2 separate regions of the Mus musculus genome follow, and region 2 is linked to region 1. A link is a contact called in ENCODE Hi-C or POLR2A ChIA-PET data. All regions are on one chromosome and are shown on one strand. Each heading gives the region's core, a stretch centred on a gene start or an enhancer-like site at or near the end of the contact. The rest is flanking DNA. Distances are from core to core; before and after follow the strand shown.

The links. Hi-C counts contacts between places; a loop is a spot of excess contacts on that map. ChIA-PET counts read pairs that join two places held with the same protein, here RNA polymerase II (POLR2A).
Region 2: a loop to region 1 is called in a map of heart, with 2.2 times the contacts of the local background. The contact joins the promoter of Alad here to the promoter of Wdr31 in region 1. A Hi-C loop is called at or near these places in 5 of 37 maps with a recorded cell type or tissue (Patski, T-helper 2 cell, heart and 1 more). POLR2A ChIA-PET finds 5 or more read pairs at or near these places in 1 of 5 experiments (Patski).

The regions. Positions count from the first base shown.
Region 1 is chr4:62,466,354-62,473,383 of GRCm38, forward strand. Wdr31 (WD repeat domain 31) reads right to left here and starts at 4,546. Exons shown (of 11, transcript NM_023597.3): 1 at 4,466-4,546; 2 at 2,484-2,580.
Region 2 is chr4:62,516,319-62,523,690 of GRCm38, forward strand. Alad (aminolevulinate, delta-, dehydratase) reads right to left here and starts at 3,745. Exons shown (of 12, transcript NM_008525.4): 1 at 3,542-3,745.

The sequences.
Region 1 (7,030 bases), core at 3,296-5,795:
TACACACGCACCACGTACAAGTATATAGGTCAGAGCACAACTGTGTGAAATCACTTCTTTCTTCCACCTTCACATGGGTTCTGGGGATTGAACTCAGGTTATCAGGTTTAAGCAGCAAGTGTCTTCACCTGCTGAGCCATCACATTAATCTTAGAAAAGCTTCTTAAAAGAGAAGAGCCTCAGTTATTCTAAGAGCTATAACCTTTCTAACTTGTCATTAGCAATTTCTTTGCATTGTTTCCCTAATGTGGCACACCAATATCAAGAGATCAAGAGGTTAATATGTAACAAGAATAAGATGCTAGAAATGACAACTGTAATGAGATCATGGAGCAGCCATTCTGAGTCTCTCAAGAAGTCCTAAGGCATCCTTCACCTCCATCTCAGTACAAGGCCTGCTTTTCTTTCTAATACATTTTATTGCAGTGTACCAGTAATAGACACAATGAAAAAGTAGGTATGAGAATCCAACTGTCTTCTCTTTAAATCACACATCAAAAGAGAGTTTCAAAAACTCAGTACCACTTTTTCCAACTAAGGTGTTTTGGAATTTTAATAAATCATGCCATTTATGTAGCCTTAGCTGGCCTAGAGTTTGGGATCAAAAGAAGACCAGGCTGGTTTAAAACTCACAGAAATCACCTGCCTCTGTCTCTCAAGTACTGGGATTAAAGCCACGTCCCACCACATTTGGCCCACAATAGGCTTTTGTTTTTAGAGACAGGGTCTCACAGTCTGGCCTAAAGCTTACTGTGTATCCCAGGCTGGTGTTGAACTTGCAATCCTCCTGTGTCTGCTTCCCAAGTACTGTAATATAGTTAGGCACTACCACAGTGTACATGCAAGAGCTTTATACTTTTAGTTTTAAGTAAGGAAATATCTTTTAAACATCCCAGCTTTATTGGTATACAGGCAGCAGTGAGCAGGAATCGGAAAGGTCTCTGGTGTCCTCAGTCATTCTGAGCATGAGAAGCAGCCCTGAGATCCTGAGGCCACAGGGTCTGAGAACAACTGTCCTAGAGACGACAACGTGTTAGTACTGGATGCTGTATCAGCATAAGAAGAGTATTTTCCCCAGGTTTACTTATATTTTTCCTCATCAGCTCACAATGCTAGAACTAAAAAGAAAGAGTAAATGTGCATTCAAAGATGCTGAGGACTGCATGGTGGCAGAGTGCTTGCCTGGCAGGCACGAAGCTTGCCTAGCATGATCACACATGGGTTTAATCCCCACTGCTGCAAAATAAGAAATAAAAGAAAAAGCAAACAAACAAACAAAGGAAAAAAACACCACCACCACCACCACCAAAACCAAGGCTATCCACCTTCTCTCTTCTCTCAGGAAGCACCTCCTGAGCACGTGACATTCCTGCTGGTACGTCAAAGAATAAGAGAGGTGGCCAGCACCAACATTAGCAGGATCAGACCAGGAGCCAATCTCAGCTACCTCAGGCCCCGTGTCCTTCAAACTAGCTGAAGAGCCGAAGGAAGTAAAAGCGGCAGTGAGAGGGGCCAGTCTCCTTCCCTCCGGGTTTGGGCTTAAAGAAGTTCTGAAAGCTTCATGTTTCACAGACAGCCAGCTGAGCTCCAGGAACTGCTGTCCACAGAGAGAAGAGCAACTAAACGCCGCCAGGTACATATTCTTATTCATCCCCTCCACTAAAAACAGAGTTTCCCAGAGACTTCCCTCCCACTGTCTGAGGAAGTACATGGGCGGGTATCCTGGAAAGAAGAACAGCTCACAGACACAATGCAGAGCTGAGAGTGGAGGGTGTAGCCTAGAGTTCTGGAATCTGCCTCAGCTCACTCAGGGCTTACTGTGTCCTGGAGTGGCCCACTCCTGCCTCAGCCTCCCTACCTAAAGCAGCAGCACAATACTAAATGACTTTTACGTGACCAGAACATTATGTGTTCCATAATGACTTTTTAAAATCAGATTTATTTATTTTATGTATGAGTGCTCTATCTGCATGTACACCTTTGTGCCAGAAGAGGGCATCAGATCTCATTACAGATGGTTGTGAGCCACCATGTGGTTGCTGGAGATTGAACACAGGACCTCTAGAAGAGCAGTCAGTGCTCTTAACCAATGAGCCATCACTCTAGCCCCAAGATCTTTTTTTTTTTAACCCCAAATGGCTTACACAGTATGACAAAAGTATTTGTTGCAAACTCCTGAACCTGCAGTCTCTTCTAATTCAAACATTCTAGGATGTTCTGTGATAGGCCATGTGATGGACTAAAAGGAAAAGTTCTAGGACGGCATCCAGAAACTCTAAGATATGTACTGTTTATAGATATGCAGAGCTGCCCATCTGCCAGCTTCACCTGTGTTTAACACTGTCATCAAACTGCAAACAGGTATTGCCCGAGATCTAGGTCACTGGAAACCACGGGGGCTGTAAATGTATTCAAAACCAACTGGATTCTTAGTGGGTATCTTCGCTGGGGAGTGGAAGGAAGGGTAACTTGGCATTACTTACCCCCAAAGCAACCAGATCTTCTTGGTGAGCTGCTGTATTTGATGATCTGTAGTTCATTCAGCCTTCGGAAACAAGTCAGACAGCCACTTCCTAATCTCTGTAATTAACGAAAGGACGCTTAAGTTAATCTCCCCTCTGTCTAAGCATATGTTTGCACCAGAGAGATTTACAAGTGTAAATAGGAGCCTCGTTTAATTGAAAAAAATTATTACTGTAGTTTTCCTCGTTAAGAAATAGCACACAAATTTCCAAGATTATATGAACGTCAATTTTCTATTAATAGAGCAGAGTATATCATGATGTTAACTACACATCTATTTCTCTGCTGCATGAGAGATGGCATCCTAAATTAAAGAGCAAGATTAGCCAGAAGCTCTTTACAGGGTACAACATAACACTCTGTGGTTTTTGACTGTTTGTCTTTTGGGGACAAAATCTTTTTCTGTATAGCCCAAGCTGGCCTCCAACTCAAAATCCTCCTGCCTCACAGGCTCATGTGACCAGACCTCAAAATAATGGTCTTTTTAAACTACCTAACAAGACCATCCAAAAAATATCTCTGAAGGCTCATCACCCTGCTTCAACCCACAAAGGCTGGAAGCACTTGGAAAGGTGCTGAAAGGTCATGATGGCTCTGGATGCCCTGTGGGTTTCTGGGGGAAGCAGATCTACATCTGAACCCCTGATCTGTCTCTGTCCAAATCTGCTTTCCAAAGGCCTACATTAGATAGAGCTCAGAAAATCCTCTTTCGGTTATGTAGTACACAATTCCTTTATAGCCTTTGATACAACTGTGATCCATAGAGCTAACTTGCTGTCATGGGGGCAGAACTGAGTGAAATGAATCTTATTTCAGTAGACTTTTCTCATCCTGTCTGTAGACACACACACACACAAAGATTCAAAACAACAACAACAACAACAAAAAACCTCTCATATGATCCTAGTGACTTGAGATGTCTTATACAAACATTTGCAGTCTGACACAGTATTAACCCAAATATTGAAGAAATGACGCTGTAAAATGTACTACTTAGCAAGGTAGTGAGATGCCCCTTGCCTCTTCACCTACCATGAATCACACAAGACTGAGCAAGTTCCCCGTGACTTGTTATCGAAAAGAACTCTTCCCACTCGGGTTTATTCTAAGAATGTGCCTACTAGGCCTGACTTTTCTTGTGATATATTCTTTTTAATAAATCTCTGTGTATGTGTTCTGGCCTAGCAAGTATGATCACTGAGACTTTTAACATGGCGCTAGTTGTGTACATGATTATTATTATTTTTTTTTTTTTTTTTTGAGACAGGGTTTTACTGTGTAGCCCTGGCTGTCATGGAACGAACTCACTCTGTAGACCAAGCAGGCTGTCCAAGAACTCAGAGATCTGCCTGCTTCTACCGCCTCAATGCTGGGACTAAAGGCATGCACTGCCACTTCCCAACTGGTATAAATGATTTTTTTTTTAAATCCACGCTCTCTTCCCAAATCTTTCACATGGATGTCTATCTAACCTATACTCTCTGTGACTAAGACATCTACACCAGTGTTCAAAGATTAACAAACGACTCGCAGAAGCTTATAGGAGGTGGACTGGTTTGACTCTAATGATAATGTAAAGGAAAAGATTCAGACAGTAAGAGGATTTACAAGACACCCGGTCTCACTGAGGGTCGGCGCTAGATCAGAACTCCCAACGTTGAGGACCATCAGCGTGCAGTTCTTTGTTGTCTTGTTTGTTTTCTTTCTGGCCCTTCAGATTATAAATGCTCCTACTCCTGTCCATTATCTGAACTGCTAAAGCTTACTTTCATGTGCACGTGCCAGGGGAGGATTACGCCAAGATGGAAGCAGGTGAAACCAGGTCCTACACATACCCTCCCAGACCTCCTCCTCACTTCGGGTGGGTGGCTGGCTACCGCTGGGGAGAGCGCGAAGATGCCCCCCGATGCTCCCTCTCTCCCACCTCGGGCTCCATACCCACCGGTGGGCTAGCACCGAGGCCCGAAAGCACGGGTAGCAGGCATCCTTAGCTTCCACAGGTTCCCGCGCCTCCGCCCCTAGCAACCAGGCGCGCGTCGCTAGGGCGGGAGTTCCACCTAAACGCTCCGGGCGTCCACGGCAGCCCCGGAACCCAGGTTCCACGTGCCGGAAGTCCCTCAGGGGCCGAGCCGAGAGAGCGTATTTTCCTTTTCTAATTTGATGGTATGTGAATATTCTATGCAGGGGAGGTTTGTGCTTAACCACGCTACATGAACATGAAGCACCTGTATCCTCCAAGAAAAGCGGTGATATCTGTCGTAGCCACAGCGAGTAAGCGATTAATAAGTGTCACTTTGTAATTATTATTCGCCCAGAAAATTTATTTTAAATGTCCCTGAATATAGACAGAGATTTTCTCCATTGAACATTTCCCAAACATCTTAATCCATTCCTCTCATTTGGCATGTGTGTGTTTATTTTTACTAATTTTTCTAAATAGATAAAGTAATGAGTTTCAAATATATGGAAGGTTTTGATTGTGCCGTTCGCCTTTGTGTGGGGACCATGTTAATTTGTTTTCTGTGTCAATCCACTTTTTAAAAAACGGTTTGAAAATAACTTATTTTATAAGTGTGAGTGCTTTATCTGCATATACATATATATATATATATATATATATATATATATATATATATATATATATAATTTGTGTGCCTACTGAGTTCTAATCCTACAGAACGTGAGTTACCGATGGTTGTGAGCTCGATGGTTGTGAGCTGCCCTGTGGGTTTTGGGAACTGAACCTGTGTCTTCTGCAGGTGCTATAAGTGCTCTTAACCGCTGAGCCATCTCTCCAGTTCCTATATTGTTCCAATTTTAACACATGTGCTGCCAAACTGAATACTTTTCACTTTGTTTTTCATCAAACTGGGATGAGCCAGCACCACAAACAAAAAGACTGTCAGTACCTTCTTCAGATTCAAATGGGAAGGTACTAACAAAAGACTAACATCTCGAGAGATGACTTAGCGGTTAAGAGATCCTGAGTTCAATTCCCAGCAACCTCATGACAGCTCATAACCATGTGGGATCTGATGCTCTCTTCTGGAACACAGGTGTGCATGTTCTAGCTCTACAGGTAGAGCACTCATATTCACAAAATAAATAAATCTTTTAAAAAATAGTTGTTAGGTAAATTTTGGAGTCAGTGTATAACCCATTGCTATGGCAAAATACTAGCAGTAGAATAGACTTCTACTGATTTCTACAAAATACTGTATTTCTACAAAATACTGGCAGTAGAATAGACTTCTACTGATTTGGGTCAAGTACAAACTAAGGTGTTAGAGTCTACTCCCAAAGCACTCTGTTCTGGGATACAACCACTTTGAGAAATGCTTCTGGCATCTGATCCTTCCAAACTGGTATCTGTAGTCACACTTGTCCCGGAGCCTCATCTGTCTTCCGCCTACTTCTTGCTCTTCTCCATCTGACTATCTAAAAGACACCTCTTCCTTGACATGACTCACAGACATCATCTTCTGCCTAAACCTGTTCTTTTCTTTCTCTAAACACTGGGCATTACCACCCATTAATCACTCAAGCCACAAACCTAGGAGTCATTTGTAACTGCCTCTCAGGAGCAATCCTCTGTTGCAGGATATTTGATCACACTGTGAACTGGGAGACTGGATTGTTTCTGGGGAAAAAAAAATCTGTTTCTAGTTGTGGTGTGGCTCACCATTAGCACAATTCTTTAGACCCTATGCCCAGAATACAGACACACCCTTAGTACACACCTTTAATCCCAAACAATAAAGCTAGAGTTAGTTTGTAGAAGGAAACTCTTTATGTTTAAAAGTGATGTTTGAGTGACAGACAAAGTGACAAATCAGAAAAAGATTTGACAAAACAGGATATGCCCAACTCTCAGAAGAAGAGAGAGGAAAGAGAAGCTACTTAAGAGAGAACAGTACACAGAGAGAGCCAGAAAAAAAGGAGGCAGTTTTACTGGAAGAATTTTACAAAGAAAGGTTAAAGAGAGAACGAGTCAGACACAGATAAAAACAGAGCGAGGCAGAGAATGAGAAGGAGCTAGTAGATTAGAACAGATTGTCAAAGTTAGTATAAAGCCAAGCAGAGCAATTTAGGAGAGGCCAAGAGGGAGAAGCCAGATTGAATCAGTCAGCTTGCAGAGGAGTTTGAGCCAGAACAGCTGAGTTGAAGCAGCCCAGCCAGAGTTCAGAAAGAACTAAAAGGGTGAGCTTATTCAGCGGTAAGTTTCAGAGGCTGAAAACATTCTAGGCCTAGATTAGGTTGTACAAAGGCAGTAAACCTCAGAAACAACAATTACATCAGGTGAATAAAAGTTATTTTAACTATCCTGCTCCCAAGGTTTCCAATTCTGCTTTCTAAATATCCTCATTTCTCTCTAGCCACTGTTTTGGTTCAGGCCAACACTATCCGGGGTATAATAAGTTAAAAATAACCATAAACTCATCGTTGATTCTTCCATTAGGGCTGGCATCATACATTTTTTTTTTTCATTTGAGTGTAGCAGAAGTAA
Region 2 (7,372 bases), core at 2,495-4,994, 49 kb after region 1:
CCAGGGGGCAGCAGAGACAGGGACAAGGCAGGAAGAGGGTGGTGGGACTCAGAGTTGGACAGCCAGCTCCATTTTAGACATTTCCTTTTGGCTACTAAGCAGCCAAGTAGGAAAAGAAAGGAAAGGAAAGGAAAGGAAAGGAAAGGAAAGGAAAGGAAAGGAAAGGAAAGGAAAGGAAAGGAAAGGAAAGGAAAGGAAAGGAAGAAAGAGAGAGAAAGCCACAGACAGTAGAGGCTGGAAGGCTTGAATCTCTGCTCCTCCAACAAAGGGGACATCAAGAGGGGGCACTACTCACCAAAGTCCTACAGCAAATTACCAGTGAAAACAAGCCCAGAACCCAGGGGATCCTTCAGTGTGCCTGGCTGTGCTCCCACTCTCTCAGGCTCCTTCAGCTCCCTCCCAAGCAGCTCAGGGGCCCACCTTATCCCCTTTCCCTCCTTGCTGGGGTTGAGGTTATCAGGAACCACACAAGGACCAACCCTGCCACCACACCCCTGGGTGGGCCAGCCTCTTCACAGGACACAAGAGAGGCCAAGCCTCCTTAGAGATGTTCTGGCTCCTAAGTAACACACTCAGCACATTCGAGAGTTTATCTATATAGACTCTTTGTGCAGAATTTGGTTCTCACATCTGCCAGGAGGTTGCCCTGAGATGTACAACTATTTGCTCAAAATGACATAGCTGGTTAATGATAAAGCCCCGAATCTGAATTTGTGCTGGACTCCAGTTGGTCTCCCTCTACCTAGGTGCAAGGTGCCAAAGGCAGTACTTTATCTCATTGAAGTTACATTGCGAAATCAACATAACTCTTAGCAATTATGAAATAGAGGCTCAGAGAGGTTATGGAACTCGCTCAATGCCATTCTGGATTGGAGTCAGGTTTTGGAACCAGGTGCATATTCTGCCCCAGAATCATCTCTGTAGCAGGCCCTGGCTTCTGGAGTCCACACCTGCATTCCCTGGCGTTCACTCATCTCCTTTAAGAGCTTAAGGGAGCAACGCTGATAGGCCATCTGCCCATAAGTAAAACTTGGAGGGCCACGGAGGAGCTGCGCTGCCCAGATTTTACTTCAGGGTAGCTGGGAGGGGAAGGAGGGGAAGAGAGGAGAGGCGTGTGCAGAGGCGCACCTCAGCAGTTCCTGGTTGCTTGTGGTGGGGAACCCCTGGACCCCTACGCTCCACCACTGAGTTACATTCCCAGCCAGAACAGTCCAACTTTGATTTAGGCTTTGTTTGCTTGCTTTGTTTTGAACTTTTAAGGGCTTATTTTATGGCTAGGAGTGTTTTGCTTGCATGCATGCATATGTATCACATATTTGCAATGCCCACAGAATTCAGAAGAGGTTGTGTGGTCCCCGGAACTAGTGTTGCTTATGGCTGTTGAGTCAACCAAACCCAAGTCCTCTGTGAGAGCAACATGTGTTCTTGATCACTGAGATATCTCCTGCCCGGATGCAGGTTTTTATTTTGGCCACTAGATGAAACTGAAAGAGACGTTGGTGCCGACTTAAAAGAAAAAAAGCTCTATTCAATCCCTCACAGTTTGATAGGAGAAATGAAGGGATGGAAGGCCACCTGAACTCACACAGTGAGTAAGGCAGAGGTAGGGACTAGCCTGAGACTTCCAGCCCAAGGCCCTGTACTATACAGCGTGTGATAGCAGATGCTTAATGAACGTCCATAGAGTGGGAAGGTGCCCAGAGTTGCTTCTGTTTTATAGAACCAATTCTAGATCAGGGTTTTTCTTTGAGAGAAGTCCTTCAGAGTCTGGAAGATTTCCAAACATGGGCAGGGCACTTTCCACAAATTAAGGGGGTTTGCAAACTTGAGCTTAAACCCTGTGCCTCATACAGTAACACAGGGGCCTAGGAATACAGGAACACAAGACCACAGGGGCCCAGGCTACCTTCTCTCCCATTGTACAACAGGTTCACTCTGCTAGCAAGCTGTACAAGGTATTGCAGAAACAACTGTTTCTGGGCCAAACAATCCCAGAGTCGATTCTATAACGACGGGCAAGGCCTTTCAGATCCTCCCCCACTTTTTTTTTTTCTTTCAAGATTTAAAATGTGCTGATATTATCAAGCCTGCGTGAAGATCAGATTACTGATGAGGTATGTCTAACACCACGGTAGCAGCGGCAAGTAACGCTAAATGTATGGCTAGTGCTGAGCTGGGATGAGTAGGCTGTACTGTGTCTGACCCTTCGCCACACCTAGGGAAGGACATACATTCCAGCCACTGCCTGAGGTGAGAGAGGCTAGCCGCCCTCCAGCAGCACGTACTAGACAAGAAGGAAAAGGAACACTGTAGTTTCTTAGAGACACTGCGGGGTAGCTTTTCTGAAAGACTGTAAAGGTCTCACCTCCCTTAGGAGGTAGCATCCCACAACCTGGGAGTGAGACTGCCACTGGGAGCAGCTGAGAGAAAGCTTCAGAGCCTGGGCTCCCAGGTTGTACCCCACAAAGAATTCCGGAGGCTGTGCTCTTGGCATAAATAGTAGTGAAGTGGTGCCAGCTCGAGCAGGCTCTGCCCTGGCTAGGGAGGAGACAAGTCAGGAGGGCCAGCTAGGTAGAAGGTTCAGAGCTGGGAAATCTGAAGCCCAAAGAGGCCCAGGAAAGGCATCTGTGGGCAGTTCTGAAAAGGTACTGCCCGGTGGCTCATTTGCATTTCCTGCACACTCTAGCTGCCACCTGCCACGGTGTTAGGAGGGGTTAAAGAAGAGACCTTAGACCTCATCTAGTGTGGGCGCTTAATCCCCCCTGCTGCCCGGGTCTAGACATTTCAAGCTAGGAGTTGCCTTTCCACAGACTGCTAAAATATTCTGGCTGAGAGCTTTTACATCAAACAACTGTAAAACTGAACTCGAGAAGGGCAGGTCTCATACAGCAGGTCAGCTATAAATATGGTCCAAACTTCTGGAGTCTAGCAGCCCTCAGTCCTCACCAGGACTTTTGGCATTAGAAGGACAGAGTTCACACGTTATAGTCCCAGTATGGAAGAGGCGACAGAGATTCCAGGTGAGAGTAGGGGAAGAAAGGTTTAACCTAGACCTGGCCACGGCTGGTAGCAGGGTGGTTAGTATGTGACTTTGGGATTTAAAAGGCATGGGGACAAATTCTTGTTTCAAGCTGCATGACTGCTTTTCTTCTCATGTGGTCTGGGTCTTAAGCGGATCTCAATGGATCGTTGTATGACTGAATGAGCAGAAGCAGGAGAGACCTAGCACAAGCGACCCTTATTGTTTTCCCCACTTCTCCAGCCTGCCAGACAGATCGCGCTCTGCAGAAACCGAGGCTACCCCTGAGGCCTCCGAGAAAGGGGGCGGGTGGAGCCCATCTTTGAGTCCCGAATCCCGGACGCAGCAAGACCTTGTAGCGGCAAGAATCCCGCCCACTCTAGTAGGTGCATAGGGACAGCGTCTCCGCTACAGCGTCAGAGCTTCGGGAACACAGCGCCATAGGGGTGCACCTCACCTTGTTCTGGGGTCCCGTCCCCCTTCAACCCGCCACTTCCCAGAGGCCGGCGCCTGCTCACGTACCAAGGACGCTGCTCGCCGCCGCTCCGAGCCGGGCTCTGGACACCGCGCTCTCCCGCTCTAAAAGCGCAAGCCCACGTGGGGGCGGGGCGGCTCACCCGGAAGCGGCTCCCGTACCGCCCGCCCCTCCGGGAATGCAGCTTACGCTCCCTTCGGGGCAGTCTCCGGATCACTGGTCAGCTCGCGCGGCCAGATCCACGCTGAGCGGGGCTGGAATCTTGGCCAATCCAGAGTTGCCCGAGAGCCCGCCCGTCTCCCCGCCCCCCAGCTCGGGTCTCACTTGAGGTGGGAAGGCCCGAGGGGGTCCACGTGGGCATTCGGAGCCTCTGGGAGGTGCCCTGGCTTGCAATCCGAACTCATCCCAGAGTTCACTTGACGGTCTATTCTCAGCCCGGAGCAAAAATTGACTGCGTTGCTCACTGGTAAAAGAACAATTGGATGTCAACGGCATTAAAACACCTCGGTAATGCCTAACACCGCGGGTAAATACGTTCAGCAGCAGACTGACTGTCTAGATTTATTTATTCTATGTAATTGATTATCCAGCCCCTATCTCATGGGTTGAGAGATATGAAAGACATTGGAAAAAAAAAAAAGCCGAGAAAACTAACCATCCAAGTATGCTAGGAGATCAGGTTTATCTACAATGGATACATTAAAATTTGGAGTATAAAAGGGAGTAAATTTGGTGGTGCATGCTTTTAATCTTAGCACTAGGTGACAAAAAACCAACCAACCAAACAAACAAACAAACAAACAAACCAAACCCAAAACAAACAAAACAGAAAACAAACAAACCAAAAAACAATTAAAAAAAGAAAAATTCTGACCAAAGGTCTGGGGAAGACTGGAGCGTGGGGTCTAGAGAGGTTTATGGGGCTTTGACAAAGACTTGAGAGTGGCAAGGGCCCTCTTTGTGGAGGGAGCCTTGGGGAATGCTCACTAGGGAGGAGGTGATAAAATTATTTTGGAGGTAAAAGTGGGCAGTTGTGTAATAATACTGTAAATGTTCTAGGTACCACCAGATCTTCATTTTAAAAATGTTTAAGATCTGTGAACTCATCTTGGTTTTCAATAATTCACTAGAAAAATTGAACTTAAAGTTGTAACAAGAGAAGCTGGGTGAAGGGTATGAGAGTGTTGTAGCTTGTCAGAAAACCCTCACCCACAAAGAGCACAGAGACCACCATCATTGCAAAAACTCATGAGGATTTTACTTATCCAGCATGTTGGGGACTCCCCTCTCAGCTGGCAGGCAGGAGGAGAGACCCAGAACAAAGAAGGAACACACTTTTTATACCTTTGTAAGGGTTGGATATAGGCACCAGGGTAGTTTGGCTTATTTTAATTGGTGTAGCCAATAATCTTTTTAGACATTGGTTGGTTTATGTAGGGTGACTCTTATTTTGTCTGTCCTTGTGTGTGTTTTAGTGAGGCGGGGCAGGAGGATTGTTAATTTTGTTTTTGACCGTTAAAACTATGTTTCTATATTTGTTTAGTCAGCCAGCTTTTTATCTGGCTCTGTACTTGGCCTGCTAGTACAGTTTGGAAAGTCCTTTTGAAGGGGGAAGGTACAGGGTAGTCTTGAACTTATTTTTGGATATTACAACAGGGAAAAAACTTATGGAAGACCTCAAAGATTCTTTCCAGATGTTGTATTCCTTACTTTTAAATCCAAATCTCCATTCCCAGAAAAGGTTTCTTCTTAGAATGTTAAAGTCTAGTTAAGGGATTGAGCAGAACAAACCAAAGACATGGAAGAATTTGGTTTTCGGTTTTGTTTGAACATGCTAGCTAAGCAAGCGCTATGTCACTGAGCCCCTTCCATTCTTGACAGCCTTATGGCGGAGATTAGATGGTAGGGTGAGCCCTTCTTACACAAGCCTTGAATAACAGGTTTAACTATGGATTTGATCTCATTGAAAGCAAAGGTATATTCTAGGAAGATCTACTTGGTACTTAGTACATACAATTGAAATTGAGTTCAAAGGACGTCACAGGATTACAAATGGGCCTTGAAGGGTAGGTCTAGCACCGTGCTCTTGGGAATTAAGAAACAATGTTTCTTCTGGGAAGGAAAAGGCCTATTATTAACCAAAGGACCACTGCAGTTCTTGGTGAATTTTGATTTATAAATTTTACTTATGACTTGAGAACTGTGTGTACTGGAGAACATAGAGCTGTGGTTAATAGCCGGGTGTGGTGGCGCACGCCTTTAATTCCAGCACTCGGGAGGCAGAGGCAGGTGGATTTCTGTGTTCGAGGCCAGCCTGGTCTACAAAGTGAGTTCCAGGGCTACACAGAGAAACCCTGCCTCGAAAAAACCAAAAAAAAAAAAAAAAAAAAAAAAAAAGAGCTAGTAGAGGCAATAGCAATGTTGCTTGATGAGAATACTTGAAAGTACTTAGAACTTAATAAGTGAGAGCTAGCCGGGCAGTAGTAGCACACACCTTTAATCCCAGCATTTGGAAGGCAGAGGCAGGTGAATTTCTGAATTCGAGGCCAGCCTGATCTACAGAGTGAGTTCCAGGACAGCCAGGGCTACAGAGAGAAACCCTGTCTCAAAAAACCAAAACAAACAAACAAACAGAAGTGGGAGCTAGTGAGATATGCAAAGTAACCAGGAGAATCTCAGGATATGTTGGCTGTGGTTAAGAACAGTGCCCTTAACTTGTGATACTCATTCACCTGCTGGTAATGCAAGACACAAGACTGTGTGCCTATGTGTGAGGGTAGGGGGAGAGAGAGGGGGGTCTTGGTGAGTCCTTTGCAAAAGCACATTGTATGAGTCATCATTTTAAACAAGAATGTTCTTTATTTGTAGAAAGCATTAAAATCTTCTCAACAGTCTCCAGTCACTCTCACCAAACTCTTCCCTGTATTACTAGTAAACAGTGTCCAACTATATTACATCACCTGTCAGCCTCAAGTGCACAACTAAGACAGGAAAAAGTGCTTGGAGCACTCAATGGGGAAAAAGAAAGGCCAACAGACACGTTCGAAGCCACAGCAGTGGTGCTACATTCCTGAGCACCATTCCTCTTACCGTAAGGTTCAGAGGTGTTCTCAACTCTCTTTAGAAGGCAGGAGATTAGGACTAAGGAATCTGAGGACCTTGCACTTTGGAATATGACATATGTTATCAGAGTCCCTAGACTAGAAGATGAAATAAGTAAGAGGAGGAGAAAGCCGGGCTGGGAAGCAGAAGCCAGAGAGATGGAGACAGAACAGGCTGTGCCTGGAAGAAATAAAGTCTCTGGAACTTGTTATGAGCCCAGGGAATGAAAAGCAGCAGCCATAAGTCTGGGAGATGGATCTGGGATTTTATACCTTCCAGGAGGTAGCACTAGGACCTACCATGGCAGGCACTGAGTTACCTCCAAGATTAAGCCCCTGCTTTTAAGAATTGGCACCTTTTTTGACAGATTCTAATCAACACTCAGAATTAAAGAGTGTGTGTCCTATGAGTGCAGCCACCCCAGACGACTGAGCATCTACAGTCACTAGAGGACTACAAAGCTAAGTAAGTCTAGAAAGCCAGACACCAAGTAAGTAATGCTACCATCAGGTGAAGACATTTCCTCGTTCGCTCGCTCACAGCTCCTTAGTCATCTCCTAGAGAGCAGCCATTCTAAGCACGAGTTCCTATGGTCAACTACTGTACAGTCAAACTGGGTGACCAGGCTCAAAGCCCCATTGTTTCCCCCTGAGCCTTTAGTGCTTCTGTGACTTGGAACACTGCAGGCAACATGGATGTTATTACTTATTCAGAGGGGCAGGGAAATGGGATCAGAAACTAGCTAGCCATATACTTTAAGTAGACAAGCAATACCA